Linked DNA regions of Mus musculus: region 2 is linked to region 1. A link is a loop called in an ENCODE intact Hi-C map of the cell type or tissue named here. Cell type or tissue: heart. All regions are shown on one strand. Each heading gives the region's core, and the rest is flanking DNA. Links, peaks and the distances in the headings are about the cores only.

Region 1 (15,398 bases), core at 5,174-10,173:
GAGGAGCCCGCTGCACATGTACACAGGACTGTAAGAAGGCAACAGGACAACTTCCTGGAGAAGGGAGCCAAACTATTGCAGAAGGCAAAATAAACCAGATCCAAGCTCCACTGCCCACAGCTTCCTTCTGAGCTGTGTAGACACGCACCCTGCCAGTGCGGACAGTCTTCTCGGGAGTCCTGGTTTGAATGAGGAATGACCCCCTGCCAGTGCGGACAGTCTTCTCGGGAGCCCTGGTTTGGATGAGGAATGACCCCAGAGGCTCGGAGTGTTTGAACACTTGGTCCCCAGTTGGTGCTGCTTCTAGAAAGTGAAATCAGAGTTTGGAGGAACCTTCAGAATGTGCAGCCTTGCTGGAGGAGGTTTATCACTTAAGGTGGCTCTGAGAGCATCCAGTCTTCCCGCTCCCTCGATGCCCACAGACATGTTACAGCCAGCTTCCTACCCCTGCAGGCATGACATGTCTTCCTACCATTATGGACTCTAGCCCTCTGGAACCATAAGCCAAATAAAGTCTTTAGTTGCTTTTGATGGTAGTCTAGCTGGGAGGACAAAAGACTAGGGGCACAGATGCTCTCTCTGTCCCAGTAGATGATTATGACCTAAAGACAAAATATAATTTTCATTTATACTCAAATTATCCTGTGCCGGTTACACCTCAGACAAGGCAACATTGCTACCTTTAGACCTAAGAGCCCCACAGGATTCAACCTATTGCTGGCTCCACTTACTAAGATGGCAACTGAGGCCCAATGGAGCCACTTGCCCAAAGCCAACCAGGAAGTAAGTGATAAATCTAAGAGTCAGTCCCACGCCAACCTTCAAGTTCTCCCGTGTATGTTTGTAGGCAGTGGTTTGCTTTTTCCATGAGTTTTAAGGAGTTTGAGCATCAGATATTTACTCCTGTTCTCCCTCATCCATCCTGGTCATCCCCCACTGTGCTTGTTAATCTTACGCCATCTGAGAGGAGGGAACCCAGACTGAGAAAAGACCTCCATAAGACTATGCTAGGCAGGCCTGAAGGGCATTTTCTTAACTAGTGATTAGTGAGGCAGGGTCCGGCCCATTGTAGGTGGAGCTGTCCCTAGGCTGGTAGTACTGGGTTCTATAGAAAGCAAAACTGAACAAGCCATGGGGAGCAAGCCAATAAGAGGCACCCCGCCATGGCCTCTGCATCAGCTCCTGCCTCCTTATGAGTTCCTGTCTTGACTTCCTTTGATGATGCCTTTCTTATGTGGAAGCATAAAAAAATAAACCCTTCCCTCTCCAACTTTGGTTTTGGTCACGGTGTTTTATCACAGCGACAGAAACCCTAAGACACTGTCCCTACAGTGTTCCCAGGCCTTTGCACTTCCTCATTATCTCACACACACAGACACACAGAGCCGCTCCATTTCTGAGGCCCAGTGCAAAACCTGACGTAGAGGAGGGACTGGCACTGGGCACTCATTAACTGATTAAATGGACTGACTGCATCAGCCATAGCTTCCAGTAAGTCACAAGGCATCGTTCCCAGAAATCAAGGCAAAGCCGGCTGGAAAGGAGATGTGCCAAACTCTTCAAGCTGACCTTGGGCTAATGTTCAAGGGATAGGAAGGAAAATGACGAACTTTTCAGTATTTAGTAGGTGAGACTTATAAGAATCAGCGGAGAACTTTTTATTTAGAGAAGAAGAAGGAGGTCAGGAGCTCAGTCAGTTAGCAGTTCCTGTTCTTTTGCATCTCCTGCCTTTTGTCTCTCAAGCTTTTGTAGTACCACAGCCAATTTTTCTTGTTGTAGAGCTATTTCTCCAGGAGGAAAAATGGAAGATTGCAATGAAACTAGGTAGGGGTTTACCCTGATGGTCACAATTGCAATGAGTACTGTGCTGACTTTTTCAAGTGACATTTCTATCCCCAACTCCTACGGACCTGAAATGGAGCTTCCCATTTTCTCATGCAGGAAGAGTCTGTCTATAAAATTAAAATTGTCTTTTGGGATGACTGTGATTCTCTCAAGATCTGCTGTCTCCTGCGTTGTTGTCTGACATCTGAGCTTCCCGAGCGTCTCCGGGCATCCAGCCCAAAGTAAAGACTTGATGCTTCTTCCTCTGGAGCTCCCAGGCTCAAGTCTCCTCTGCGGCCTTTTGTCAGGCTCAAGTCTCCTGGCCTCCGCGGCAGTGTCCTCAGATGTCTTCTGCCTTCTGCAACAGTAGAGGTTCTCTTCTTCTCCAGTCAAGCTGGATTTTTCTTCCAACCAAGTTGAATGCCAGATGTAAAATATATCTCTTATTCTACTGGAAAGATGAAAGCAAAACCCTCCCCTACTTAGGGTTCTTTTTTTTTTGTCAGTCTTCGGCAGAATATCTTTCCTAGGGCAAAATGCAACAAAAAAAGTATCCTTTCCACTGAAGTTTTAAAGAATTATTTTGAAACTAAATATACCTTAGTGGATAAATATACCTATATTCTCCTTTCTCTTTGCATATATTTTTTCAAGGTTTAAGTGTATTTATTTTTAGATCACAAAGGACATTCACTTTGAATTTCAGCCTGCCTTTTGCAAGTGGCTTTCAAATTTAAATCACTATAATTCTTAAGTGTCTGCCTCTGCCTCCCAGGTGCTGGGATTCCCCACCTGAATATGAATTCCTTAAACATGGTATGTGGTTTCTCTAGTGTGCAAAGATACTAATTAGAAACTGTATCAGAGTTTTGTCCCATGGTGATGGGATTAAAGGCACACAACACTACCTTGTTCACAGTAACTCTGGAATTTAGAAAAAAACTCTGTTTTCTAGGCTCCAAATCACCTAACAGAGATTTAGAAAACAAGTTTGAACTGTAGTGACCCTTTGAATATCATAAAATACCTTAAATCTCTTACCTGTGGCTTTAAATACTAAACAACAAAAATATTCTTTTTATTTAAAAAAGAAAACTCAAAAGCTAAGATTCAAGATGGCGTGGGCTACATGCAATCTACAGTCTGACATTCGACCATGGAGTTAGGGCACAAGACAGTAAGGTAAGTATGCCTCTCAGAAATTATCATTTGAAAATATTATTAATTTTTATTTTTATTTTTTTCATGCCTGATCAGATGAAAGACATGTGTTAGTCTTTATAAGTTAGTTTGGACTGAATGACCAAGCTGTTTGATGAACTATCAACTCTCCTTATTCAGGAGGTCTCTCCTGTCTGAATCTAAACTTTATCAATTTTGATGGTGTCCACGGCTTTTTTCTCCTATGGAAACAAAGCCAAAACCTCTTCCCAAACGTAATACATATTCCAGTTTCCATTTGGGGTTCACACATCTTTAAAATATACAGGCCTATTTAACTCAGCTTTTCCTACTGTCCAGTGTCTCTCAGCTGATTTAACTTGGCTTTTTCTACTGTCCAGTGTCTCTCTGCAGCTCTTGTGCCCTGCTTCTGGCCAGCCTGGACAGTCTGTGATAATGCCTTTTAATATTTTTCTCAGAAACATTCTTTATTTTATGGTTTGTTTCTGAGGTTGGAGGAATGTTAATCTGTGTTTTCCATTGCTGCAACAAATCATGTCCCCATAAATTCATGGCTATATTAGCAACATGTGGCTTTCATTTTCCTCTGTCCTTCGGGCCCTATGCACTCAGTTTTACCTGAGATAAAGTTTCAATCCCTAGAAACTGAATACTTACCTGCTGAAGAGGCCAATCTGGACGCCAAGATCTTGGTGAAATTATTGTTACATCTGCTCCTGTGTCTACTAAGCCTTCAATTTCAATGTCATTTATTTGTATTTTTAGCTTTGGTCTCTGATCATTTGTAGCAGTTTGCCAAAATATTTGTTTTCTGGTCTCCCCTGAATTCTTTGTTTTATCTACTGAAACTCTTCTGATCTTGAGTGTATCCAGAGCAGTACTGTATTTAAAAACAGGCGCTAAATCTTTTAATTGCTCTATGGATGAGTTTCCCCAAAGTTGACAGGGAATGATTGAATGGAATTTGGTACTGGGGCCTTTGGGAGGCTCCCTAGGGCATTTCCCAATGGCAAAGTGTTACCCTGCCTAGCCCTTGTTGACTTATATTCATTAGTCCAATGCTGGGTTATACCATACCTTCTGCATACTCTAAAATTTAGTCTGGGGCCTTCTTTTTGGATTATCTCTAGAAAAAATATTATTTCTAGAAACACCTTGCCTTTCCGGATGACTTTGCTTTCCACAACTAAAACATCTGCCATTTTGATTTCCCTTTAAACTTTTTTTTTTCTTTTTTTCGAGACAGGGTTTCTCTGTGTAGTCCTGGCCGCCCTGGAACTCACTCTGTAGACCAGCTGGCCTCGAACTCAGAAATCCGCCTGCCTCTGCCTCCCAAGTGCTGGGATTAAAGGCGTGTGCCACTACTGCCCAGCCCCTTTAAACTTTTAGGAATTACTTCCCCTATCAGAGTAGCATCATAACTGTGAGCTCTAGTATCACCTAATCACAAGGAAAGTGAGGCACTGAAAGATGGATCCCAAGACCTAAAACCTGCTAGCAAGCCAGGCAGGGCAGAGTGGGTGTCAGCTCAGGAAAAGAGAGCAGAGTGCCTCAGCGCGTGAACTAGATGCTGCAGCCAAGTCAAAACTGATCAGGGAGGAAGGGGCCCCCTGTTGGGAACAGAAACTGGGGGAATGTCCATGGCTACCCTGCCCATCTGTTCTAGCACGAAGGCTCGATGTCTGTCAGACTAGAAATGCTAAACATGGGCAAGGAAGCAATCCGCAATCCAGAGTGCTAACACTCTACCCACTGAGAGGTACAGAGTTACTGCTTGTTTAAAGGGAAGACCAAACACACGGACTGGTTTACATGCACCATCTCTGGTAAAGCTCTGGGGCAGATCATCAGCTAGGCCTTCACTGTCCAGCCTGGGCTCCCTGAGAAATCACGGCCAGTGACTCGCATTTCTTGTCTCAAAGAGTTACTAAATTATGCTTAGGCCCCCATGGTGGTGCTATTTTGGGAGGTTCTGGACACTTTAAGAGGTTGAAACCTGACTAGAGAAGGCAGGTCACTAAAGGTAAGTCCTTGAATGGATTCTGTCACCAGCTCCCCATCTTGTTATTTCCCATAAACAGCTCTCTTTTACTACGTTCCTCCAAGCACATGGGGCCATGTTGACTATGGACTGGACTCTCTGAACCTTGAGCCAGTATAAACCCTTCCTCGGATGGCTTTTGCTAAGGTGTTTGGTCATACCAAAGCAAAAGCTAAAAACACTGGTGTTACTCACAATAGGTGTCTTCTCCCACTACAGACCAAGGCAATGTCTTGTCCATTCTTTGGTTCCAAGTTGTAAGTCCCCAATACACGGCACTTGAGAGGAAGTCCATAAAAATCTGCTTGCTGACTAACTCAGAGAGTCCACCCCATGACAAAAACAAGGAATGCCATCCTTGGCTTTGTCTAATATTTTACCACTGAGCTGACTAACGACATCACCGACAACAAGCTTATGAAATCTGCAGTGTGGAAAGAGCAGACAGAAACAATCAGGCGTGGCCTGGGCAACAGGGTTTTTTGTTACTGCTTTTGCTTTAAGACACAGTAGGAGAAAACATGAGGCAAAAATCGCCTCCAAGACCTGTTAGTATTTCTGGAGTCACTACAACAGCAGAGGAGGAAGGAACCTTGTCACAGGAGTGGCTCCAGATACCAGGGAGCAAAGGCTCTGTCTGCCTGCCTGGGGTGGACCCAGCCGGTCTGCCACCATCTGGGCAGTGGCCCCAAGGAGGTTCCTATCGTCAGGCCTCCAGTCCCCTTCCACACAGAATAGGACAATAATGTATCTTCCTCAGGGAGGGGTTAATAAAACTGGGCTTAGATCTGTGCCTCCTGCAGTAAACATACTTGTTGGTTTTTGTTATTAAGCTACTTCTAAGAAAAACAAAGGGTGTAAAGAATTGTGACTAAAGGCATAGTTCTAAAGTTCATTCAAATACCAACTTCAACCTTGCCTGGCCTTAACCAATGACTTCATTTTCTCAATCTACACTACCCTCAGCCACTTAATGCAGACAGTGATAGTATCTAAATGTGTATCAAATATGTATCAAAATATGCCATGAGTTTCTCGTTAGAGACAAGGAAGAAACAGAAGCACAAACTTTCCCAGATGGCCTGCTGACCAATAACCAACTGACTGTAAAAAGATTGGTCACTGCCCACAATATTACCATGTGCACGGTGACCTGCACACTCAAGAGCTCACAGAGAAGTTTGTCCTCCACACAATCACTCAATGCTAATCCACCACGGCAGCCGAAAGCTGAGCCACGCTGCCGAGAACTGGTCATTTCATCTGTAGTAGGTGAAACTCATGAACGTTAGAAAATGAAGACCACACAAAACACATAACTTGGAAGTATGCACACTAGAGATCCATAGTGATTAGCTTTAGGAAAAGCAACAGCTTGGACCTGTTTTCAAACTAGGCTGACCCTCCCCCCATCAAGACCACTTCATTCTACTTCCTGATCAGCAGGAACAAAAGACTCCAAGGGAAATAAATGTTGCCCCACAAACCTAGCAGGGACCCGTCCTCTGGAAAGTGATGGATGGATTGCTTCATGGATGTGCATGTCCTGTGTAGGGGCCATGCTAGTCTTCTCTGTATAGTTCCATCTTTAGTGAGTGTGGTACCACCAAACTATACTGATGCTTGCCCCAAGGCACACTTGGCAGTTATCTGGCATAAGTGTTCATTATCACTGCTTTGGGGAGCACATGGCAACTGCATCTAAGCAGTGAAAGCCATAACGTTGCTCATTCCTACAAATCCCAGGACAACATCAACTTCTACCCTACCCCCACTCTCCCTGGCTCCTATCACAACAATGCATCTAGTCAATAATACCACAGCTAAGAAAGGCTGATTTAAACCAGGGTCCCAATAAAGCTAATTTTAGTAGTAGCTTTTTCATCAGCTAGAAGCAGGGATTAAATGAGACAAGAGCAAACAGAATGTGTGCAGCTCCTGTTCGAGGATTCAATGTGATATCACGCTGAGTATCTTAACAGCAACATCAGTCAGTCGGATGGGCAGCACTGTGATGGACAGTAACTCATCTGGCACGGCACAGCGCCACCCACGGTCTGCACTGCACACACACACACACACACACACACACACACACACACCACACCCAGGGTGCCGCAGCTCAGCTCTAGGTCACACAGGGAAAACTGTGCTCCTGCTCAGAAGAGGAAAACCACGCTGTGGCAGATCTGAGGACCACAACACAAGAGAAACAGTCCACAAAACTAGAGCAACAGGCCTGAAGAGACAGCCCTCAAGCGGGAGTCAGGGACTCAAAGCAGACTAAATTCTGTTTCTCAGTGGCAGCAAGCAGGTCAACAATGATAAAGTCTTATAAGACTGCCATTTTCCTCTTCTGGAAAAAGTTGGGCAGGCTCCAAGGAGAGCCCACCCTCTTGGGGAGAGTAACTCAGCTGAAGAGTGGGCTCGCCCTAATCTCAGACAGTCAGAAGGCAGGGCAGCTGGCCAGGAATAGGCAGCCTCCAGTACCCATGCAATCACACGCCAGCTACTTCCCCGGGAGAGATGAAAACACCAGGCTCACAAGAAAAAGCCCTGTGTGGGAAGCTCTTGGAGTTTGAGTCCTCCGTTCTCAAAGCTGGAAACAACCCAAACGCCCATCCACAGGAGAGAAGATAAGCAACTATCGTGCCCACACAATGGAACAGGACTCAGCACAGAGAGTAACAGACCACCAGCACATGCAACCATGTGGATAAACCTCACATCACAGGTCGTTCACACATGCACACAGGCGTGCACACACATACATACATGCATACACACAGGTGTGTGCACACACACACACATACACACATACATACAAGAGTGGAGTGGTGTGTGTGTATGTCCATCTTGTCAAGGGGTATATATTGGTACCATTGAGAGGGCATGGAGGAATTTACTAGAGTAATAAGCTTTTTGCTATAGAGACTGGGGTTGTATATGGAACCCCTGTTAAGCTTCATCAAATTAAGATTTTTGTATCTCATTGCTATTTAATTTTACCAAAAGAGAGAGACAGAGACAGAGAGCGAGAACAATGGCAAATACTAGAATTTAGTGCAAATGCATACTGGAAGTACAAGGTGTCATGGGCTGGTGTCTAACCCACTCTGAAGTCCCTGCAAATACAAACTGTTTGGACAGGTCAGCTCAGAGTGCAAAGGGTGACAGAACAGTATGGTAAATGGCTAATGCGAGAACAAGGTGGCTGAGCAGACAATGTTAACCGCACATCACAGTAAGACAAAAAGAGAAAGAACAGCCAGGCTCCTGCACCACAAGGGACCAAGAGGAGGCTGGAGGTCACAGGAGGAAAGTATACAGGGTGCTCCTCTCAACCCACAAAGGGTCACTCAACGCAAGAACTGTGGAAGGCCAGGCTGACCCGGTGACACGCAACTCTAGCCAGCACAGAGCAAATGCAAGGCACTCAGACCTTGGATATCATCAATTCCTACTCCTATGGGACCAGCTGCATCATTGTGTAACAGTCAGGAACAAGTCCTGACCATTCTAGCCTGAGAGGAAGAGATCAACGCCCAGTGCAGGGGTGAGAGCATGTTTCTGTCCAGCTTTGACAGCCCAATATTTATAATGTCTCTAGAAACCACTTTTCTAGATAGAAACCAAATACACAGATGTCAATCAAACCTCCACTCATCTCCAGCAATCAGATCTACACAGGCCAAAAGCAGGAGCCTGCTGCTTCACCAAGGACTCCTCAAGAAGCAGCCTCAAGTCCAAGCAGCCCTGGACCACGATGTTCCGCTCCGCAGGTGAACCACAGCAAGCATCTGAATCAATAAGTAGACGCCCCTCCCTTAGCCCCAGCTTCCTGTGCGTGTGTGTGTGTGTGTGTGCGTGTGTGTGTGTGTGTGTTTCTGGCACAAAGAATATTATGGAAGCCAAAGACAATTAAAGAAATAAATTTTCTGGGTGAAAAAAAAAATCACATATTTTTCAAAAGTCCAGTTTCAATAATTTTAAGATTACCTTCTCTGTCCCCACCCCGACACAAATCATCTAAGTCTGGCCCCACAGATAACATGTGATGGACTTTGCTGAGACATCAAGAATGTGCGGGAAGGCAGAGCAAGCTGGTGTTAACGTAAGTGCTACAATTAGCTTACTGAGAAACTACAGACAAGTTACTTTCACCGTTTTCTTCCTTGTGTGATCTAAGACATGCCTGGTGCAAGGAGACCCTGTGGGTCTCCCCAGAAAAGCACAGGACACCAGCGAACCCCTCCTGGCTATCAATGCCTAAAACCAGCTAAGATCTCTCTCATCCTCGCCCTTTTGGTTTCCAGGGACCCTGAACCATTTGGAGCTTCAGGACTCGGGATCTTAAAAGAGGGAATATACATTTCAAATAAAAATGTCTCACAAAGCAAAACAACTGCTAGGCCATGGGTATGAGGTAAAAGATAGGTGGATGAGTGACGGCTCAGAGGCTATGGTGGTTTAAATGAGAAACGTCCCGTACAGACTTGGGCATTTCAACACAGGGTCCCCAGATGGTGGCATTGTTTGAAGAGATGACAGCCTAGTTGGAGTAGAAAATAGTAACTGGGAAACTTTGAGTGTTTAAAAGCCCCACTTCCAGTTTCTCCCCTGCACTTCAAGATATACTCTCTTAGTTCCTGCTCCTGCTAACATGCCACCTGCTGGCTATCATGCCTCTGGCTGCCATGATGGGTTCTCACCCCTCTGAAACTGTAAGCCAAAATAAACTCTCCTTAAATTGCCTGTGTTTGGTCTTTGTTTGGTCATGGTGCTTTATCATGGCAACAAAGTAACGGGTACAGAGGTCAAGACCCCAAAAGAGGAGCCTGCAGAGTGAGGAGAAAGTCCCAAGGGAAACCCCTGAGATCCTCATCACACAAAATAGCAGGATGTCATCTAGATCCAGATGGGCCACCGTGCAAGCACGACACTGACACAGGCTAGGCCTAAAGAGGCAATGGTGCTCCAATGTCAGCTCTTCCCCAGTACAAGCACACCGCATTCTGACTCGAACCCTAGGACAGTTAAAGGCACTGGCCAGAAGATGATGGGCAGGCAGCCACTACAGCATTAGGCTCAGCCACCGCCCTCTTTCCTAGCCTTCAGGGGCTTGGTTAAAGAGCTGACACTGCCTGTCACAACCTGGAAAAAGTGAAGATTTCTAAATACATAAAGATCCATGAGGGGGGTGAGTTTCCATCATGACCAATTAATCTGGAGGATATCTAAAGGTTTTCCCATTAGCAGTGACGCATCCCCAGTTGACTGGAGGAGCCATCTCACACTTCACCTCATGTGTTCAGGCCTTCTCCACCCCTCAGCCCACCTCTACCTCAGTGAGGAGGTTCCTCTCCTACCAGAGAACAGTCTTGGGGAGTCGCAGCTCCTGGTCTTTCCAGATGCCCTGGAGGTTTGGAGTCTGCAGACACAACCCCAGTTGGCAGTAGTGGCTAAGTCCGCCACTTCTCATAGCACAGCTGGCCTCCCCCAGTCTCTGGACAAGTAGTTAGGACCAGCGTGGGGCTTTTCTCCACAAGGATTGCCACTCCCCCATTTCAGTAACTGGGCCTCTAATTACATATGAGACCAGAGAACATGCCAAAGAGCTGAAAATGAAGGACACCCCACTTAGTTCTTGCTGAGGACATACTAACTCCTCTGTAAAAACTCGAATGGGAAAAGGCAGACTAAAAACAATTAAACCAGTACAACAGAGATAGGAAACCTAGCTAAATCATGCTGAGACCTCCCAGCAGTGCCAGCATACAACCCAGGAAGCAGCTGACTCCTACTTGTGCCTCAGTACAGATTTTCTTAGAAACAACCACACTATGCCTTTAATCCCAGCACTGGGCAGGTGGATCTGGAAGTTCAAGGCCAGCATGGTCTACAGTGTGAGCTCCAGGACAGCCAGGACTGTTACACAAAGTAACTCTGTCTCAAAAACAAAAACAAAGAAGGATGGATGGATGGATGGAAGGAAGGAAGGAAGGAAGGAAGGAAGGAAGGAAGGAAGGAAGGAGGAAGGAAGGAGGGAGAAATAACCAGACTCCCTACAGGTTGCCCAGGAAAAACACTGAAGCCCTCAACTGCCTCTGGAAACCCTCTTGGCCTAGGTTTGTTCCAGGTAAAGAATCCAGTTAGGCCTTTTCAGAGATTTCTCAGGCCACCTGACATCTACAAATCACTCATTCACCTTCAACCAATACCAACAACGCTCTAAAAACAATTCCAATAAGGACTCTGAGAAAATACAAGAAAGGGCTGAAGAGATGATTCAGTGTTAAGAGCACTGGCTGCTCTTCTACAGGACCTGGGTTCAATTCCCAGCACACAGATGGTAACTCCAGTCCCTGGGGATCTGACACCCTCTTCTGACCCCCACAGTACCAGGCACGTATGTGGTACTCAGACAAAAAAACACAGGCAAAACATGATACATATAAAATAGAAAAATGTTTATTTTAATTAAAAAGTATTTTTAAACCTCCACAATCCTTAGTCAATCTATCTCAATGTATTTCACAATTCTGAATTTCAGTACCGAAGAGTGAAGTGAAAGCCTTTATCTTCTGTTGTTCAAAGCCAGCAAGGAAGAGAGAAACCTCCAAGTCACCTGCTGTTCCCTCAAGGGTCAGTATAGCTGCCTGGCATTGTAGTCAGAAAAGAATGCAGAGAGAGAAAAGCAGGCTAAATCTCACTCCTCCCATGGCCAGGATTAGCAAGCAGCTGCCTAAGGACCCCCAGCCCCTCCTTTCCCTAATACCAAGAAGCTCTGGGCAGCCTGAGCCTCTAGCAGGAGTGTCTGCCAACTGCTCATTCACCCCCACACTGCAAGCTGCACTTCCCAGGCTCAACAGATGTAGCTGCTATTCACTGCTTCCAAGGCAGGACAAAGCTTCCCCAGAAATACAAAGCAAAAGGGCTTCAGGCAGAGCCACCTTTAACAGAAGCCACCTGCCGGACCCCTCATCCACCATCCCCCCTCCCAACAGCACACATGCGCACATACATACACATGCACACACACACCAAACACACAGCTTTTTCAAACCTCTGCAACAGGTGTTAGCTCAGTTCAGGTGACTGTGAATCACTGGGCAGTTCTCTCAGAGAAGGAGTAGTTACTGTTACTTCTCAGACAGTAGGCCATACGATGCTAATGATGGAAGAGAAAGACAGAGAGACAGAGACAGACAGAGACAGAGAGAGACAGAGACAAAGAGAGAAGCAGAGCAACAAAGATAGGGAGAAAGCCAGAGAAACAGAAAGCCAGAGAGACAAAGACCTTTATGTCCAAACCACAAAGCATAACCGACTCTGCTGCTGAGAATTTCTCAGGCCCTTTAATGTGGAACACACACTTGCAGAATGTCTCCCACCTATGGAACACTCAAGGATTTGCCTTAGAGTTTGGAAAAATGAGCAGCCCCTTCCTTCATAACACTACCTACTCCCTAAATGATATCTTCCATTATGTGGAGTGAAGAACCACCTTGCTTACGGCTCCTTTTCTATGACTTCATCAAGAGGGAAAGAAGTAGGCCAGTGAATGCACACACACACACACACACACACACACACACACACACACACAGCACCTTTGCTATTTGGGTCCAGTAGTGATGGTGCTTCTGCAGGGATTATTAAAACCTAGGACAGACAGAATTTACACATCATTCACATCACAGTAGTCTATTTTTACTTTATGTATATGAGTGTTTTGTCTGCATGTCTTGTCTGTAAGGGCAACACATGAGCACAATACCCAAGGTGGCCAGAAGGTGTCAGAGCCCCTGGAACTGGAGTTTCAGACAACTGTAAGCTGCCAGGAAACAAACCCAGATCCTCTGCAAGATAACAAGTGACCTTAAGCACTGAGCCAGCTAGTTTTAGTCCCTTATGAAGTCTTCCTGCTTCAACCCTCGCCGGCCACCTTACACTGTCAGAGCACCTGCATGGCTGGACTCCACGTCCAGACCTATGATAAACGTCATCAACACCATAACCATCACATGACCTAGGTGAGCTCAGCCACCAGCACCCCTAATTCCAGCAGAGAAACCTGAATGGAGCAGGAGGAAGATCACAGACCTTGACAGTAAGAATTCCTGGGTACTTCTCATCCAACCATCCTATTGAGAACCAGATAAATAATGGCACACAGACTGGAACACACACTCAGGCACAGACAGGGGCACACATTCAGACAGACAGGAACACACACTCAGACACAGGCAAGGACACACAATCAGACACAGACAGAGACAGGCAGGTCACCACCATTGATCAAAACCTTCATATTCAAATTACACATCTCAATTTTTCTTTCAAACTTGAAAACAGCATTCCTTACTCCCCCAAGGGAAACTATTTATTAAAAAGATCCCCACTTTGGGTGTGGCAAACATAGCACTTATACCTTGGGATGGCCGCCTCTTTGCTTTCTTGGGGTGGAAATTTTCTACTTTCCTCACAATGAAGCTGACCTTGAAAGATATCTCCTGCTCTGTGTGGTCGAGCACAAACAGTTACATGCAAAAGTGTGTACACAAACACACACACACACACAGAGAGAGAGAGAGAGAGAGAGAGAGAGAGAGAGAGAGAGAGAGAGAGTGAGAGAGAGAGACTCTCAAATACTACCCAACAGGGAGACCTCACAAGGTAGCTGCTGTTCTCTGAAGTTCAGACTATTCCTGGCACATGTGTTTCTCAGAACACCTTTGACAGAGCTGCTGGTTGTGGTTAGTGTCTGGGTACCATCAAGAGGCTGGGGAATTCCTCCAGCTCTGTGCATCCTGGAAGGGAGGAAACCCTACATTAGTCCTCCCTCCGTCATCTTGGTTGCAACAGAAGAAAACTCATGGGCCATCACCAAGCAGTACTGAAGGAACACTACTAAAAAATAAAACTGCAGGGCTAGAGAGATAGTTCAGTGGTTAAGAGCACTGGCCACTCTCCCAGAGGGTCTGGGTTGGATTCCCAGCATCCCTATCTGATGGCTCAAATTCATCAGTAAACGCCAGTTCCAGGGAATCTAATACCCTCTTCTGGCCTCCACAGGCACAAGGCATGTACTTCCACACATGCAGACACAATGCCCAAATACATAATAATCATAATAACAACAACAACGTCACTCAACAACATTAGTCCAACCTGGGAGAGAGACACTGAGTTTGAAGGGAATGCTGAGAGCCTTTCTTCCCTACTCCCCAAGCAGTCTCAGCCCAGAGAACAAAATCAAGGTCCCTGCCAGGTGCTGCGAGCACCCATCCAGACTCCTCCCCATCCACTCTTCTCAAGGCTCTGGAAAGTTCTTTGGCTTTACTTATTTCTTTGTCACTGTAGCTGGACTATGTTAACAGGAGCTGCTGCCGAGCCTGGTGCTTAAATACTTGATTTGAAACCCTTTACTGTTTAAATACCAGCTTTACCTCTGAAGCAGCCAAGCCTTGAATGCTGCTTGCTGGTTATCAGCTGCTAAATACCACTTTTCCCACTGGAGCTGCTGAGCTGCTGAGTTGCTGGGCGCTGAGGGTGGGATGCTGGTGTGGGACAAAGGCTCCTGCTCTCCTCAAAGCCTCTTCAAAACTCCCAAGAGAACAAAAAAGCAAAAATATGGATTGTCTCCTGCCATATCACTGCACCTTGAGGAGTTCTGGGCACTGGGCCTGCATGTGGGAACACCAAACAGCAAGCACAGTACTTGTCCCGTGGAGCCGAGCTACCCGAGAAGAGGTGGGGGTGACAGTAATTCAAGACTGTGCAAACCATGATCAACAGCCACTGGTCCATCTACAATTGGGTTTGCCTGGAATGGTAGAATTTGGGCAGGTAAGATCTTGTATGAGTCTCAGAAGATGGACAAAGCCCCAGTAAGAAGAATGCAGAGGGATAATCATACGGAAGATGTCAAGAGAAAAAGGGGGTCTGCATGTGCAGAGAGAAGGGGACTGCCTGGAAGACTGGAGGTGCAAAGAGAGATCAAACCCCCACTCTTTGTGATGTCAGATTGGGGGCTTTGTGCTTAGGAAGTAGAGGCGTCTACTGAAGATCTCTGAACAGAAGCCATATGGATGGCTGAGACCCTCAAGGTGTCAGAAGGAAGTAGTTGGGCATCCCCGAGGGCACATGCTAGGCACGCAGAGTGACAACAACAGGAGAGGACATGAGGGCTGAAAGGTACCTGTGGCCATTCCAACTGGACCCTCCAGGGATGCAGATCTCTCCTCAGTCTCATGGCCAGGCCAAAAGGATCCTGGGAATGCCATTGCACCCCCTAGAACCCCTGGCTACTGATGCTCCCTGAAAATGTCCCTGCAGTGCGCTAGCT
Region 2 (15,398 bases), core at 6,390-11,389, 2.0 Mb after region 1:
TATATTCAGTATTTGAGGCTTATTGTTTTGTACTGCATAGTGTATTACCTATTTGTAGTGACGGGTATCAAACTGAGCCTGTGCATGCTAGGCAAGCATTCTACTAACGAGCTACAGCCCCAGTCCTGTATTTAACATCTGTGCACAAGTCTGTGTAGTGCTATGCGACTGAGTCATACACAGACGTGTGCTATGCTTGCCTTTGTTGGAAGCTGCCCTTCCCACAGTGGTTATGCTATTTTACGTCCCACTAGCTGTGTGTGACTGCATGGGACCTGGCCCCTCTTTTCTGATAATTATTGGGTGGTTTGGTTTGGTTTGGTTTTGATACAAGGTTTCTCTGAGTTAACCCTGGCACTCACTCTGTAGACCAGGCTGACTTTGGACTCATAGAGACCGACCTGCCTCAGCTTCTTTTGCTAATTTTAACTTTTAGATGTATGTACTTTTATTGTATGTGTATGAGTGTTTTGCCTGCGTGGATGTATGTGCACCGCATATGTGGCTGCTACCCTGGGAGCTCAGAAGAGGGCATCAGATTGCCTGGAACTGGAGTTACTGATAGTTGTGAACTACCATATGGGTACTAAGAACTGAACATGGGTCCGCTGCCAGAGCAGCCAATGCTCTCAGCCACTGAGCTCTTTCCAGTCCCTTCTTGTTAATTCTTGTTATGAGACATCTCCCACGTCACCCAGGCTGGCTAGGAATGCCTGGCTTCTGCCTTTACCTCCTGAATGCTTGGATTATACCCTGTGCCACCATGCCTGGCTTAATTTTTTTTTTTCATATGGCACTGGGGCTCAACCCCTAGGTCAATGTTTTACCACTAAACCTTGTTGATAGAACCCCTCCCCTTCTAGTTAAAAAAATATCTAACTGTGTTATTATTACTATGTGCACATATAATAGAAGTATGTGAGTGCGGATGGGTATGCTACACTGCAGCGTGTGCGTTGTAAGTCAGAGGGCACCTTTCAGGACTGGGTTCTGTCTTCTCAGGTGATATGGTGATTGAACCCAGGTCCTCAGCCTGAACTCCTAAACCATCTCACTGTCACACCTAACCTTAATTTTTGAAAGACATTTAGGTCAATGGTTTTCAACCTGTGAGTGGTGACCCCTTTGGGGGTCAAACAACGCTTTCATGTGGGTCGCCTGAGACCATTGGAAAATACAAGTACTTACATTATGATTCATAACAGTAGCAAAATTGCAGTTATGAAGTAGCAATGAAATAATTTTATGGTCAGGGGTCAGCACAACATGAGGAACTGTATTAAAAGAAGTATTGAGACCTCCACAGTTCTGATAGAATTCCATCAGAGCGCCACACATTAGGAAGGTTGAGGACCACTGACTTAGGCAGTGCTAGTAATGGAAGCCAAGGCGTCATGCATGCTGGACAGACAGACACTCTCCCATGGAGTCTGGCCCTAGGCAACTGTCCTCTTTGACTGAAGAGACCCTCCCCTTTACTGATGATAAGTACCTGTTTTTGAAGGACTCGTGAACGCTGTCCTCTGATCTCCACATATGTCCGTGGCATTCATGCCTTCCCCTAAGAGCAAACAAATAAATGATTGTTAAGAGGAATAAACCAAGGACCTCTTTCTTTCCTTGGAGCACACATGATGGAAAGAAGGATAGGAATTAGAACCAGAGGTGGAGGCATATAGAAGGTGGGCTGGATAGCCACAGTAAAGTTGCCCTGGTCTCTCTTTTCCTCTATCTTTCTGTTTTTTTACCCCTGTTGTGGGCATTGAGGAAATGGATGCTGGCCTGGATTATGTCACTTTGTTGTCACAGTATCTGATTATTGATAAGTCTTGCTTTGTAACTAAACTGCATTTTCACCTGTTGCCTCCAGGTCCCAAGACAGCATGTACCTGCCCTCCAGGCCTGACACTGGCAGGAAGTAGAAGGCTCTGTCATCTCCTGTGCCCCCCGCCCTCATCATGTCTTCCACTCAGGGCAATGGGGAGCACTGGAAGTCCCTGGAGTCGGTGGGCATCAGCCGCAAAGAGCTGGCTATGGCCGAAGCCCTGCAGATGGAGTATGACGCTCTTTCCCGGCTCCGACATCACAAGGAGGAGAGCAGGGCCAAGCAGAACACAGAACCCTCTCTTATCAGCTGGGATGAGCCAGCCTTGGACTTCTACAGCAAGCCAGCAGGCAGGCGGACCGACCTCAAGCTCTTGCGTGGTCTTTCTGGCTCTGATCCCACCCTAAATTACAACTCCATCTCCCCACCAGAGGGGCTCCCCAACTCTACCTCCCAGGATCCACAGCCTGGCCCAGACCCCTGGCCCAAGGGCTCCCTGTCTGGAGACTATCTCTATATTTTTGATGGCTCAGAGGGGAGATGCTCTTTGTCTCCAGGATCAGGTGACACAGATGGCTCTTGCAAGAAACTATCCCCACCTCCTCTCCCTCCTCGTGTCTCTATCTGGGATGCCCCTCCCTTGCCTCCTAGAAAAGGATCACCCTCACCCTCCAAGATCTCTCAGCCTAATGACATCAACAGTTTCTCTTCGGCAGAACAGCCACCTGACAAACTGCTAGTGGCCCAGGACCCAGAAGAGGGAGAGCTGCCTGATGGCAGGGGACAGGGACACACGCTGGGGTCTGTGGACTACGATGGCATCAATGATGCAATTACCAGGCTCAACTTGAAGTCCACCTACGACTCAGAGATATCGTCTGATGCTACCAGGGGCTGGAAGGAGGGCCGAGGGCCCCTGGACTTCAACAAGGACACCTCTGGGAAACCTGTGGCCCGGAGCAAGACGATGCCCCCTCAGGTGCCCCCTCGAACCTATACTTCTCGATATGCCAACCGAAAAAATGCAACACCTGGCAATAACCGACGGATTTCTGCTGCTCCGGTGAGGACCTTCCTGTGCATTCGTTCAGAACGTAAACTAGTTTCTCTTTGCCATTGCAAATTCAGATCTACAAAATCTCACTTGCCCTTTAGTCGTCCCTTCTGCCCTCGGGGCTCTTGGGCACTTGTTGTGAGGGTTGGGGAGGGATCCAAGCTAGGCTTTATTATGGAAGGCAGGGCCAGGAACATCTGGAATGGTCTGGCTCCTTTTCTAGGCTTACGTTTCAGCACGATGGCTACAAGAGCCTTTCTGGGGGCAGGAGTTTTGAAGTACTGGCTGCCAATAGGTACTTCTTTCTTGAAGTAAGGACAGAGTTAGGAGTCACCAAGCTCACTCTGGCTGTCTCCTGACGCTCTGCCCTGCTGACCACTGCTCGGCCCTGATGACCACTCATAGCACTCATAGCATTAGCTACTTGTTTAGTGGTCTGTGACCCCATCCAGATCTCCACAACACCCTGTCTGATGCCCCAAAGCCACACAGCATGAGATGGCAGAGTTGGTATTAGACGCTGGTCTCATTCCAAAGTCTCTCCCTTCCTCCCTCTTCCTCTCAACCTCCCTTCCTCACTGCTTTTTATTGTGATAAAAATATATGTGACACGTTTGAGATTGGCCATTAAAAAGTATATAGTTCAAGGGCAGTAAGTGCGGTCATGCTGTGGGGGTGTTTACTTTTATCTGTCTTTCCTCACTCTTTCCTCAGTGAAGATATTTAGAAAAAGCCTGACAGTATAATAATTATATATATATATAATATATACATATCATATATGTGTGTGTGTGTATAAAACATATTATATATAAAGTACAGAGTCTCTTCATGTCATCCCAGATGGCTACCACACATATGTGTGTTGATATGTCTTTGGCCCATGAAGTGTCAGGAGTATCTCCAGCAGGGACCTGAAGGCCACTTTATTTTACCCTTGACTTCTGGACACCCTGCTCCCAGAAGCCAGGTGTCCGCTCCATAGCTTCAGACTTGTGTAGCAGTTTACAGCCCACCCCTCTTTCCAGCCCTCTTTCCTCCTTACCCTTTGTCTTAGTGCCTTGGGGCTTTCCCGCCCCATGTCCAGCCTTAGGGATCAATTCCAACTCTACACAGCTGCACGGTCCTTCCTTCCTCTGCTTTTGCAGAGACAGTCCCTCAAAGCCTAATCAGGGTGAGCTGCAACTCCAGAGCTCAGGCTTTTTAAAGGCTCAACTCAGAGGTGGGGCTGCTCCTGCTATTTATAGGGCTGGGAGAGTTCATCACACAGAGCTGGGACTGCTCACAGAGTCGGGCAGCCTGGGGTAGGTGGTAGTCACCTTTGTCTTCCCTCCCCCATCTCATGTGTCATCAGAGTACTGAGAGGGAGCCTGAACTGGCCTGGAGTCTCCTTGAAACAGCAAGGGCAAAGCAAAAAGCTCTTGCCAGTCTCGGGTGGGGGACGCAATGCGGCAGTGGTCCCCCCCACCTCAGCTCGGGGCAGGGGCACAGCCTGCTGGGAGGGGAGACCCCTTGATCTCCGCTCCTATACCCCCACCCCGCCTTCGCCGGGCTTCCGGCTGGAAGGATCCTACTTATCCCAGGCCCACTGAGCCATCTCTGGAAAGGGCTAGCTCCAAATGCCAGCCTGGTACCCCCGCTGCCAGCCTCTGCCTGGCAGACTCCCCCGACCAGCATCGGACGATGCCACCAGGGCCTGCCAGCCGGGCAAACGTAAGTGGCTTTTGTTTTCTTACGGTGCCAGGGAATGGTACAGAAAGGATATGAAATGGCCTTCAGTGGCCATTCTGTTTGTCCCTCTCCCTCCCTGCCTCTCTTGCCCCTTCTTTCTCTCCCTGACTCTTTCTCATAGGTTAATTGCTGACAGTGGTACTATTGTTTGGTCTGGAACACAGGCATACGCTTGGCAAAGCCAGGGCCTCACATGCCAACTGCCCCCACTGCCAACTTGCCCCCACTGCTGCCTTCTTCTTCTTCATGTACTGCCACCCCCACCCCACACACACCCAGGGGAGCAAGAGTGACCAGAGGGAGGGACACTTGCAGTCAGAATGTTCAGTGAAGAGCTTACTGCCTTCTGCCCTAGAGGGGCAGGGAGGGCATAGGAACAGCTGAAGGGGTGATGGGAGGTGAGGTGGCACACACTAACCACAGCACCAGACACCCCCGTTTCTCTCCAGAGCAGCTGTTAGAACCTGCCGCCTTTACCAGATGCAGCCTGGGACTCCATGGAGCCAGAGTCTCATTCCTGGGCTGCTGCCCTGGGCAGGCCTGTGAGGCCTATCAGTACTAGCTTCTTGTTTGTTCTTCCTTAGGGATCCTTTGACAGTTTCCTGGGTATTTTAGAGCCGCCCCGGGATGGGAGATAGTTTGGGGCCTTGTCTAAGGATCCCAGTACTACATGCGTGTTCTGGGAGAGGAAATGAGGCTGATTCGGGCAGGCTGCCTGTAGCCATAGCCACTTAGAACCAGCAAGCCTCTAAGGAGCCTAACAAAGGAGCCCAGCCAGGTTCTTCCCAGCCCAGAGCCCTGCTTTGACACGTTGGTCTTCCTCCTGAGAAGGCACAGGTGTCCGAGTCATACCTCTAGCGACGAGCTCAGAGTTAGAGTCTGGTTTCCAGGGCTTTGGATGTCCAAGGCCAGGCCTCCCTGGGGACCATTTGGGCTAACCACCTGCCTAACCTAGCTCAGCTCACCCCAGTGTCTCTGGGAGCCGTCCCACGACATGCTTTGCCTATGGTGACTCTCAGCACTGTGTTACATTCTGCCTGATTATGGCCACACTGGGCTGGTCAGACATGTCCTCCTCACAGAGCAGGTTTGGCCACTCTTGTCCACTGCCACAGCTTCTGTTCTTAGCCCAGGCTTCAAATCCTTTTTTAGTTTGTTCTTTGGTGTCCTAGGTTGGCAGGTAATGTATTTCTGGATTTCATGTGTGTGTGTGTGTGTGTGTGTGTGTGTGTGTGTGTGTGTGTTCATTTTAATGTTACATTGAAAGCCCTTACACAACAGGCTGTGGTTTCACATCTTGGGAGGCCCTTCAGAGAAAGAATTCCAGAGAAGGGGAAAAGCTGAGTCAGCTGTTTTTCCTTTTAAGGTGGGCTCTCGGCCCCACACTGTTGCCAATGGCCACGAATTGTTTGAGGTCTCAGAGGAGAGAGATGAGGAAGTTGCTGCGTTCTGCCACATGCTGGATATGTAAGAACTGGAGGATGGGATGGGGGGGGGGGGAGGTTTCCTGTGTATGTGCGTGCGTATGTGTGTGTGTGTGTGTGTGTGTGTGTGTGTGTGTGTGTGGTTGGGAGGATTCCAGGTCTCTAGAGGAAGCTACCTATTCCTTTAAGAAGGACGAGGAGCTATAGTAAATAAAATTCCAGAGTGGGACCCTTGCAGGCTTTTCTCTTGCAGGCTTTTCAGGCCAGCCTGGTCTACATAGCAAGTTTCAGGCCTGCCAAGGCTACACAGTGATACTCTGTCTCAAACCAACCAACCAACCAACCAAACAAACAAACAAACAAACAACAAAAACATTCACATTTTTAGTAAAATTCACAAACCTTGATCAGTCTAAGTGTCCTCTCGCTTCAGACCCTGACCCTCAGCTGCCCTTAGGAGTAAACATACCACTCAGTGAAGGAAAAACTTCCCATGTATGGAAGAGGAAGGAAGTAGATTGCTAACTACTTATTGGTTAAATTCTTTTAAACTTAGTGTAGAAAACTCCTATTTGAGCTCTTGCTACTGTTACACTGTGGGGATTGGTTTGTGACTGTAGCAGAGATGACCAGAAAGACTACAGCCCCCAGGCTGCCAACCCACTGCCCCAGCCTAGCCCACAGGTCAGGGGGCTCAGCTGAGTTGGGACAGAAAAGTCAGTGGGATTTTGGGAGTGAGGGGCCCTGCCGACCTTCTGAAGACACAGCAAGAGTCCTTCCTCCTTTCTTCCTATACAGCCTTCGAACGGGCTCTGATATCCAGGACTATTCCCTAACTGGGTGTGTCTGGAGCACTGTCACCCCAAGTCCAGAACACCTTGGGGATGAGGTCAACCTGAAGGTGACAGTGTTGTGTGACAGTCTCCGGGAGCCACTCACCTTTACCTGCAACTGTGAGTTAGTCGGGGTTACACCAGTGTCCCTAGAGCTGAGGCAGGGAGGACTATTCGGGAACTTTGTTTCTCACCTCACTCTGTCGCCTGAATGAAGACTTTTCTGAAGGGACAGCTGTCTGGGTACATAGTAACTTTGCTCCACCCCAAGTTTTATCTGACTGCCGGTGGGTACTAGAGACCACTTGGCTGATGATAAAGGAACGAGGTAGAGAGGGTCTGTCCCAGTTGCCCGATGTCACTGCCCTCGCTCTTTTGCCTTACCCGTTCCAGGTTCCTCCACCGTGGACCTGCTCATCCACCAGACCCTCTGCTACACTCACGATGAGCTGAGGGAAGTGGACGTGGGCGACTTTGTGCTGAAGCCCTGTGGGCTGGAGGAGTTCTTGCAAAAGTGAGTGAATGGAGCCCGGGTCTTGTGAGACTGAAGTGACACTTGCCTTCTGGCTGGGAGAACGAGGGAGGCTCTTAGAGAGCTGTTCTTGGCTCAGTGTTTGCTGCTCTTCCCTAGCCCCGCAGTCAGGACTCCCTTTCTGGGCACATTCTCAGCCACGTCGCACTTTTCCCTGGGAGCTCCATTCTCCAGCTGGGTTGGCCGGATCCTGAGCCAAATCTGCCGTGGAAAGAGCTTGGAGCTGAGATGAAGCAAAGATGAGGTCGTCTCTGTGTGCAGGCTTCTGCTTGCGGAGAGACGTGCATCGAATGTGGGGGCAGGTTAGGGGTAGCGGCAGGTGGCCTCTCCTACTCTAGAGGGCATGCAGCCACTGGGCAGAAATGCCCGTATAGAACCAAAGGGAGGCATCACAATGGCTCTCGTGGCTTTCTCTGCCTTGAATTCCACTGGCCTATGCAGCTGTTTAGCCTCCCCCTAGGCTGGCTTCCAGTTCCCTCAGCCAGTGCCCTCTACAGAAGGCAGCCTCCCTGGAAAGTGTGATGTGGGACCAGCTATGAGAAGCCCTCTCCATTACCCTGAACTGTGGAAACCTGGGGTGGGGTAGGCAGGGCTCCCACCCCAGAGCTAGGATGGTGTGGCAACAAACATCAGGAGTTCTGCTGACCTCCACCCATGCTGCCCACCGCCCGTGTCCCCCTTGGAAGAACGAGACAGGCAAGGCCTCTATCTCCCTCCTCAGTGGTTCCTGTGAACGGCTACTGTGCGCATTTTCCCTGGAGCAAATCTAGATGGAAGCTTAGTTGTCTGTGGTTAGAGCTCAGGGTTGGTAGTCAGAACTAAAGATTCATTTCTTGACGGATTGCGTCAGCATTAGGGATAGTGGCCGCTCTCTGGCCTCTGCATCCTCATCTGGAAGCTGAGGGAAATGAACCAGGCCTGTTATGATATAATTCCAGGGCATCCACAAATGCATTCCATGATGTGTTCGCTGTATTCTTGCCACCCTCTGCTAGAGGGGCAGGGAGAGGTCCTGGAAGGCAGGGTCTCTTGGAAGTGCCAGTGCTGGGCCCAGGGCTATCGTGGGTAAATCGGACTCCGGAGAACAGTTTACACTCAGTTCTGGCTTTCCATTGACCAGCTGTGAAGCCTGCTCTCCAGTGTTGGGGAGCGGTGCTAGAGATGAGGCCTAGCATGGGTGAAGCCCTGGGTTCCATCTGTGTGTGTACATGCACACAGAGGCAGAGGCAGATGCAGACAGAGAAAGACGGACAGAAGGGATGGAATTAGAGTAAAGAGGACCTCATGAGCAGTCAGTGGATACCAGCAACAAAGGACCAACCCCAGAGGAGGACTCCTGGGACTCCCAAGTACGCAGATGCCACATTCTCCCTGTAGACTCCCAAATCCAGGAGCCTTGGAGTCTCAGAGGTAGTAGGAATGTCAAGTGGTCCTTGGGTCACGCCCCCCTCACTCCTACCCCAACTTGTGCTACACAGCAGAAACCCTTTCACCAACAAGTAGAAGTTACTGGGGCCTTGACTCCCTGGTTCTAACCATCCACCGTGCATAAAAACATAGTGCTGGGTCCTGGGTGGAAAGGGCCCTCTGGAGTTTCCAGAGAATTGCTAGTTCCCAAGGAAGCCCTCGGGATTGTTTCACTGAGCTGGAGGGGCCGATACTGAAGGGGAGTGTTGCTCCAGGATGCAGGCAGCTCTGTGATAAGAACCTTGAGACAGTCCTAAGGGAGGCTGGGTTTCCTGCTACCTCCCCCCTCTCTACCACTGCTCTCGCTCTTCCTTCCTCACAGACCCTCCCGCAGGCCCGCCCCGCCTGACAGTCTAGCCTCCCCACACCATACTTCACTTTTACTTAAACCTTAGCCCATCAGAGCTCAGAGTGCAGGTGCCAGGTCCCCTCAGGATGTGGAGAGCCTCTAAGTCTAGGCTGGCCTGGCCCCGAGGCCCTGTACTTGCAGAAGTCTCTGCATCCCTCTTCCCTCTGCTCCCCTCCATCCCCTTCCATTCTAGTTCAGATTCCCACCTCTGCGGAGGAAGGAAGTCTTTTTCCGGCTTCTGCTACTCAGATGCTAGGGCCTGGCCCAGAGCAGTGCTTGTTCAGCCCTTTCTTGTGGGTTTCCTTTCAGATTAAGGTGTGATTTGGAGGAGGGGGAGAAGTTGGGTGGCAGAGGGATCAGCAGGCTGCCTCTTAGGAACTGGGGGTCTCCTGTGTGGGTGCCGAGCAGTGAGAACCACTCCTACCTTTTAGAAAGTGTGAAGACTCCCTGGGGATTAGTGATCAGGCAGGATTGGTGGAGGGGGGTGGGGGGGTGGGATGAAACTTGCTTCCGGATGAAACTTGTTTCTGGAACTCTCATCCGATTGCTTTGTCTGTCCTCAGCACCTTTAGTGAGTAGCACAAAAAAGAGGAGTCTGTATCGCTCAGCCCATCTTTGCTTGGTTGTCAAAGCCAAGAAAATGGGATTTAAGCAACCAGTCCCTAAGAAGTCCCTCTGTATCCCCAACTCTTTACAGCATCCTGGGAAATGAGCCAGAGAGTCATTTGTGGAAGGGCTAAGTGTGGTGGGTGGCTTTTTTATTCAGGAAGACCCCATGCTTTACCATGGCATTCCATTGGGTAAAGGATAAGGGTTACAACATAGGCCTTTCCCCCATCTCCCCTCTGCCCTCCCTTCTTTCCTCCCTGTGTTGTCTCTCCCCAAGCTGAAGCACCCATCCTTCCTCCCACTGAGTCCCTAAGGCACTAATGATCTCGTCCCCTACCCCTCCAGTAAGCACGCCCTGGGAAGCCATGAGTATATCCAATATTGCCGCAAGTTTGATATCAGCATCCGGCTACAGCTGATGGAGCAGAAGGCTATCCGGAGCGACCTGGCCCGGACGGTACGTGTCGGAAATGGCTGACAGTTGTACATAGCTGGGCAGGTAGAATGGGCAGAGGGTGATATGGAACATGTTAAGGGAGTGGGGTAGGTATCCTGGGCTGAGGAAAGGGCGTCATCCCTGCCTGACCAGGGCACTGCTCGCTCCCTCCCTCAGGTGAATGACGACCAGAGCCCTTCCACCTTGAACTACCTCATCCATCTCCAAGAGAGGCCAGTCAAGCAGACCATCAGCAGGTGAGAGTGGGTACCACCTGGGTGGAGTCCAAGCAGGAACTGTGAGGGGATGGCATAGATATACTCGCCCAGCTTCCGGCTAGGATGACAGAGTCTCGTAAATGTCCAGTAACTTGTCAGGGATGCCCCTGTCCCAGGACACTTCTCCTTTCTTTCCTCTATGCCTGCCAGTGGTTCTCAACCTTGCCGAGGCAGTGACCCTTTAATGTAGTTCCTCATGCGTGGTGACCCCAAGCCATAAAATTCTTTCATTGCTACTTTGTAACTGTGATTTTTCTATTGTTACAGGTCTTATTTATTTATTTATTTATTTATTTAATGTTTGTGAGTGCACCGTAGCTGTCTTCAGACACACCAGAAAGGGCATCAGATCCCACTATATATGATTGATGATTGTGAGCCACCATGTGGTGGAATTGAACTCAGGACCCCTGGAAGAGCAGTCAGTGCTCTTAACCACTGAGCCCTCTCTCTAGCCCCTGTTAAAAGTCTTTGTTTTGGTTTTTTTTTTTTCTGGTTTTTGGTTTTTTGAGACAGGGTTTCTCTGTATAGCCCTGGCTGTCCTGGAACTCACTCTGTAGACCAGGCTGGCCTCAAACTCAGAAATCCGCCTGCCTCTGCCTCCCGAGTGCTGGGATTAAAGGTGTGCGCCACCACACTGGGCTCCTGTTAAAAGTCTTAATGTAGGTTTCTGATGTGCGACCCCTATTGGGGGTTGAGATCCACAGGATGAGAACTACTGCCCCAGTAGTTTTCTGTCCTTTTCTAGGTGAGAGGTAGCCATGAGGAAAGGACCCCTTTTCCATCTTCATGGGGCATGCATGGAAAGAGTGGGAACTCTTTCACATCAGGGTCTGATCCTCCAACAGAGAGGGAAGGGAGAGCATGAGTCTCCCACGGCAGTGAATCTTTTGTGATCTCTCTTGTGATTTTTCTCACCCCATATCCCCAGGCAGGCCTTGAGTCTTCTGTTTGACACTTACCACAATGAGGTGGACGCCTTCCTGCTGGCTGATGTGAGTATCCACCCTGGGACTGATCAGAGAGGAACTATTGGAAGTTCCTTCCTTGCCTGCAAATGGCAGGCTGTCAGTGACACCTCTTTTCACTCCTGGCTCCGGGCAAGCAAAAAAAAACAAAAAACAAAAAAAAAAAAAAACCAAACATCTGGCTGTGGGGCAGCTGGCAAGTGTGTGAGAAGGTGCTCTGTCTTTCTGTGAAAGTCAAAAGGTGGGCTCTGATCCTGTCTCTGAAGTAGAGCATCTCCAAGCTAAGGGTTGTGGCCCAGGCTTTTCTTTTTTCCTGTCCAAAGTGCATGGGAACGCTGTGTTAAGATGTTCTGTTGAGCCTGTGACATAGATAACACACCCTCAGGAAAGTGACAACTAGATCCTTTTCCTCCTGGCCTTACATGGAAGTGTCAACCTTGGAGCCATTTCCCCAAATACCTTGAAGCTAAAGCAGTGCTCTTTGGAAGTAGTCTTCAAAATTCAAAACCCTGGGCAGGCATGGCTTCGCGCAGCTTTAATCTCAGCACTTGGGAGGCAGAAGCAGGCAAGACCTCTCTGAGTTCAAGGTCTACCCATTGAGTTCTAGGCTAGCGAGAGCTATATAGTGAGACCCTGTCTCAAATAAAACAAAGCAAAACAAAACCAACCAAACAAACAAAAAACCAAGCAAAATAACCATCCCCGTCCTCCACAGATCAAGTTTCAGTTATAGCTTCTTTCCTCTGGGGCGGTCTGTCTCGTTCACCTTTCACACACTACTAGAATCTATTTTGTAGTAGCTTCTACAACAGCATGGTCACTGACCACTTTGCAGTGTTCTGTGCTAGTTTGGAGGCTGGGTAGAGGCGAGCGAGGTAGGTGCACAGCCCAAGACTGCTTTAGCCTCAGGGAGCTTGTGCAGTCAGGAAAACGGAGTGTTCATCAAAAGCTATTAGATACAAGAGGATGGCCACGGGGGTCGGGATGGGGGAGGGCTTGTGAAGGAGTAGGTGTCCTCATCCCTAATCTGGATTGACACAAGTAGTCACAGTCAGAGGAAGAGATTTCTGATGAGAAAGCACCGGGAGCCAAAGTGTGGAGGGCAGTGGGGAGTGCAGTGTGTCTGTGGCCGCGACAGCTTGGACATTCTATAGTGAGTTATGAGAAGTCTGGACAAGCAAGTGGGGGCCTCACTGTGTTTCTCTCGCCTCATTGCTGTTTCCTGCCAATTGATTGCCTAACACTTTAGGCCTCTGGCAGAGACCTGTGTATACACAGAGATAAACTTCGCTGCAGACTGGGAATAAAAGGTTCCGGGCTGTGGCCGACAGACTGGGGAGTATGCCTGTGGCCCACTCAGAGCAAATAAAGCGTGGTTCCTGCAATTCCTCCTTAGAGTCATTAACACAGTCTTGAGACCTGGGCTGGTGGGGAGGCAGAGAGCTGAATCACTTGCCTTACTGTATGGCCTCCCACAGGGGGATTTCCCACTGAAGGCTGACAGGGTGGTCCAGTCTGTCAAGGCCATTTGCAATGCTCTGGCTGCTGTGGAGACTCCCGAGATCACGAGCGCTCTCAACCAGCTGCCTCCCTGCCCCTCGCGCATGCAGCCAAAAATCCAGAAGGTACGGAGCCCCAGGTGTTAGCGTGAGGAAGGGACAGTGAATGCTTGGGTAACTGGGCTGTGGCTTGTCACGTTACTTGGTGGCCACCTTACTAAAAAGACTCTCTTAAGCAGCTAGAATTTGGGAGGCAGAGGCAGCTGATCTCTGTTAAGCCAGGCTGACTTACGTAGTGAGTTCCAGGACAGCCTGGGCTACACAGTGAGACCCTGTCTCGAGACAAATAAAAAAAATAGATGAAAGGTTCTCCACTTCTGTCATTCATGTGTGAGCAGTTCAGACAAAAGAGCTCCTGGGAAATGGGTGCCAGGCCTGTCCCTCCTCTTGAGCATAGAGGTTGGGCTAGCTTCACCTCACGAGAATAACCACATGAGCCAAGGCCAGAAAGGCTTTGCCTGAGAGTTTGCTCGTCTAGGAGGGTGCAAAACCAAGGAGGGAAGGGGATCCCCAGAGCCAGGGATTCAGTGGATCTGTGTGCAGTAAGGGCAGGCGAGCTAGCACTACAGATCCTGTCTCCCCAGCCTTGCGGGGCTCTTTCCTTAGGGGAAGCATGGCTTTTTATCTGCTTACTCCATCCACCCTGTGGTTGTGGAACAGACCATCACTCCCTCCCTCTCTGGGGAATCTCTGCTCCTCACATTTCAAGCCCTGCCGGGGCCCAGATGAGCACAGCTGTGAAAAGCCCTACCAACTGGCATTAAAAATGGACCCGGGCTCTGTCTGACCCTCGGTCTTCCTTCCCCCAACAGGATCCCAGCGTGTTGAGTGTGAGGGAAAACCGAGGTAAGGATGCTGCAGAGAGGCTGGAACCTGCCAGCTGCCAACTCAGCCCACATTCTTCTTCCTTCTTGGCCGTGTGTGTGTGTGTGTGTGTGTGTGTGTGTGTGTGTGTGTGTGTGTGTTTCCATATGAGGTGTGGACACAGCTGGAGCCCATATTTCTTTCCACAGATCTTTTTCTCATTATTCTTGCTAATCAGGCTTATGGTGTTACTGGGAGAGAGCGGTGAGCTGGGGTAGGGGTGTGAGCAGGGATGAGTTTGTCTGTCAATCCAGATGGAGAAGCTCACCCTGCTAGGCTGTGATTTTTTTCTTGGCAGCCACAACCCCTTGCACTTCCAGTTAAGACTGGGCCTTGGGAGATGGGAGGAAGGATTCTCTCTAGCAGTCTTCCCATCAAATCTTGAACAGATCCCCATCCTACAGCCTGTGTCTCCAGCTTTTCTTTTCTTTTTTTCTTTCAAATTTTATTTTTTTGTATGTGCATTGTTGTTTTGTCTGCTTGTATTCCTATCTATGTGGGGATGTTGGATCCTGGTGTCAGTTGAGAGATTCCATGTGGGTGCTAGGAATTGAACCTGGGTCCTTTGGAAGAACAGCCGGTGATCTTAACCACTGAGCTATCTCTCCAGCCCCATCACTGGCTTTCTTAAAAAATGAATCCATCTTTGGACTTCAACAGATGAGTAAATTTCCTCTAAAGTCGTCTAGGAGCTAACAGCATTTCTTCTAGCGCTCTTCTCTCTCTCTCTCTCTCCCTCTCCCTCTCCCTCTCCCCATCTCTCTCTCTCTCTCTCTCTGCCTGTGTATGTGTGTGTCTGTGTGTCCACATGTGCATGGTACTAGAGATGTGTAAGCTCACCAAGCACTGTTTGTTTGTTTGTTTTTGTCAAGAAAAGTCTTTGTTTAAAAAAAAGATTTGTTTTTATTTTATGTGTATGGGTATTTTGCCTATATATAAGTCTGCGTGGCACATGTGTGCCTGATACCCACAAAAATCAGAAGAGGATGTTGAACCCCTGCCCCTGGAACTGGAGTTAGAGTTGTGAGCTGCCATGTGGGTGCTGGGAACCAAACCTGAGTCCTCTGGAAGAGCAGCTAAGTGCTCTTAACCACTGAGCTGTCTCCCTAGAAAATGACTTTTTAAAAAATAACAATGTTGTAGCACTAAATGATGCTAAGTGTCTGGATAAGGCCCGAATTTAAAACTGGGCACTCAGCTTAATGCACGCTCCTGTATCTTTCCCATCTCTCCACACATGGGTAAGCTTTGTCACAGCTATTAGAAATTGGCTGATCCCTGTCCCAAGCTGTCCCATACTGCTAGTGTCATGGCAACCAAATGGCCCCTATTGAGTCCTAATGAGATTCTTTTCTGACCTCCCCACTTCACAGAGAAGGTGGTAGAAGCCTTGACAGCGGCCATCTTGGACTTGGTGGAGCTGTACTGCAGCACATTCAATGCAGACTTCCAGACGGCGGTGCCTGGGA

Evidence for each region. A loop is a pair of places that touch in the nucleus more often than their neighbours do. Peaks named below come from ENCODE experiments on the same cell type or tissue, not always from the same donor. Only the 100,000 strongest peaks of a DNase experiment are listed, where the experiment ranks them.
Region 2: a loop joins it to region 1, with 20 times the contacts of the local background. A loop is called at or near these places in 1 of 42 quality-filtered maps.

What each region holds. Positions count from the first base shown.
Region 1 is chr1:131,067,098-131,082,495 of GRCm38, forward strand. All of the region lies in intron 1 of Mapkapk2 (MAP kinase-activated protein kinase 2), which reads right to left. It also overlaps the pseudogene Gm25549. Among named protein-coding and RNA genes, the nearest start is that of Mapkapk2, 23 kb to the right of the region's middle. In heart, for the core only: no CTCF peak of the experiment used is centred there; DNase peaks (open chromatin) are centred at 7,534 and 8,504; H3K27ac peaks cover 1,073 bases.
Region 2 is chr1:133,064,342-133,079,739 of GRCm38, forward strand. It overlaps Pik3c2b (phosphatidylinositol-4-phosphate 3-kinase catalytic subunit type 2 beta), which reads left to right. Exons shown (of 33, transcript NM_001099276.2): 2 at 1,871-2,888; 3 at 5,977-6,077; 4 at 6,833-6,987; 5 at 7,261-7,381; 6 at 10,170-10,281; 7 at 10,438-10,517; 8 at 11,470-11,533; 9 at 12,985-13,131; 10 at 13,878-13,911; 11 at 15,303-15,398. The coding sequence starts at 1,959. It overlaps Gm28609 (a long non-coding RNA gene), which reads right to left and starts at 4,157. Exons shown (of 4, transcript XR_003948004.1): 1 at 3,925-4,157; 2 at 1,493-1,561. In heart, for the core only: no CTCF peak of the experiment used is centred there; DNase peaks (open chromatin) are centred at 7,560, 9,100, 9,430 and 10,400; H3K27ac peaks cover 4,186 bases.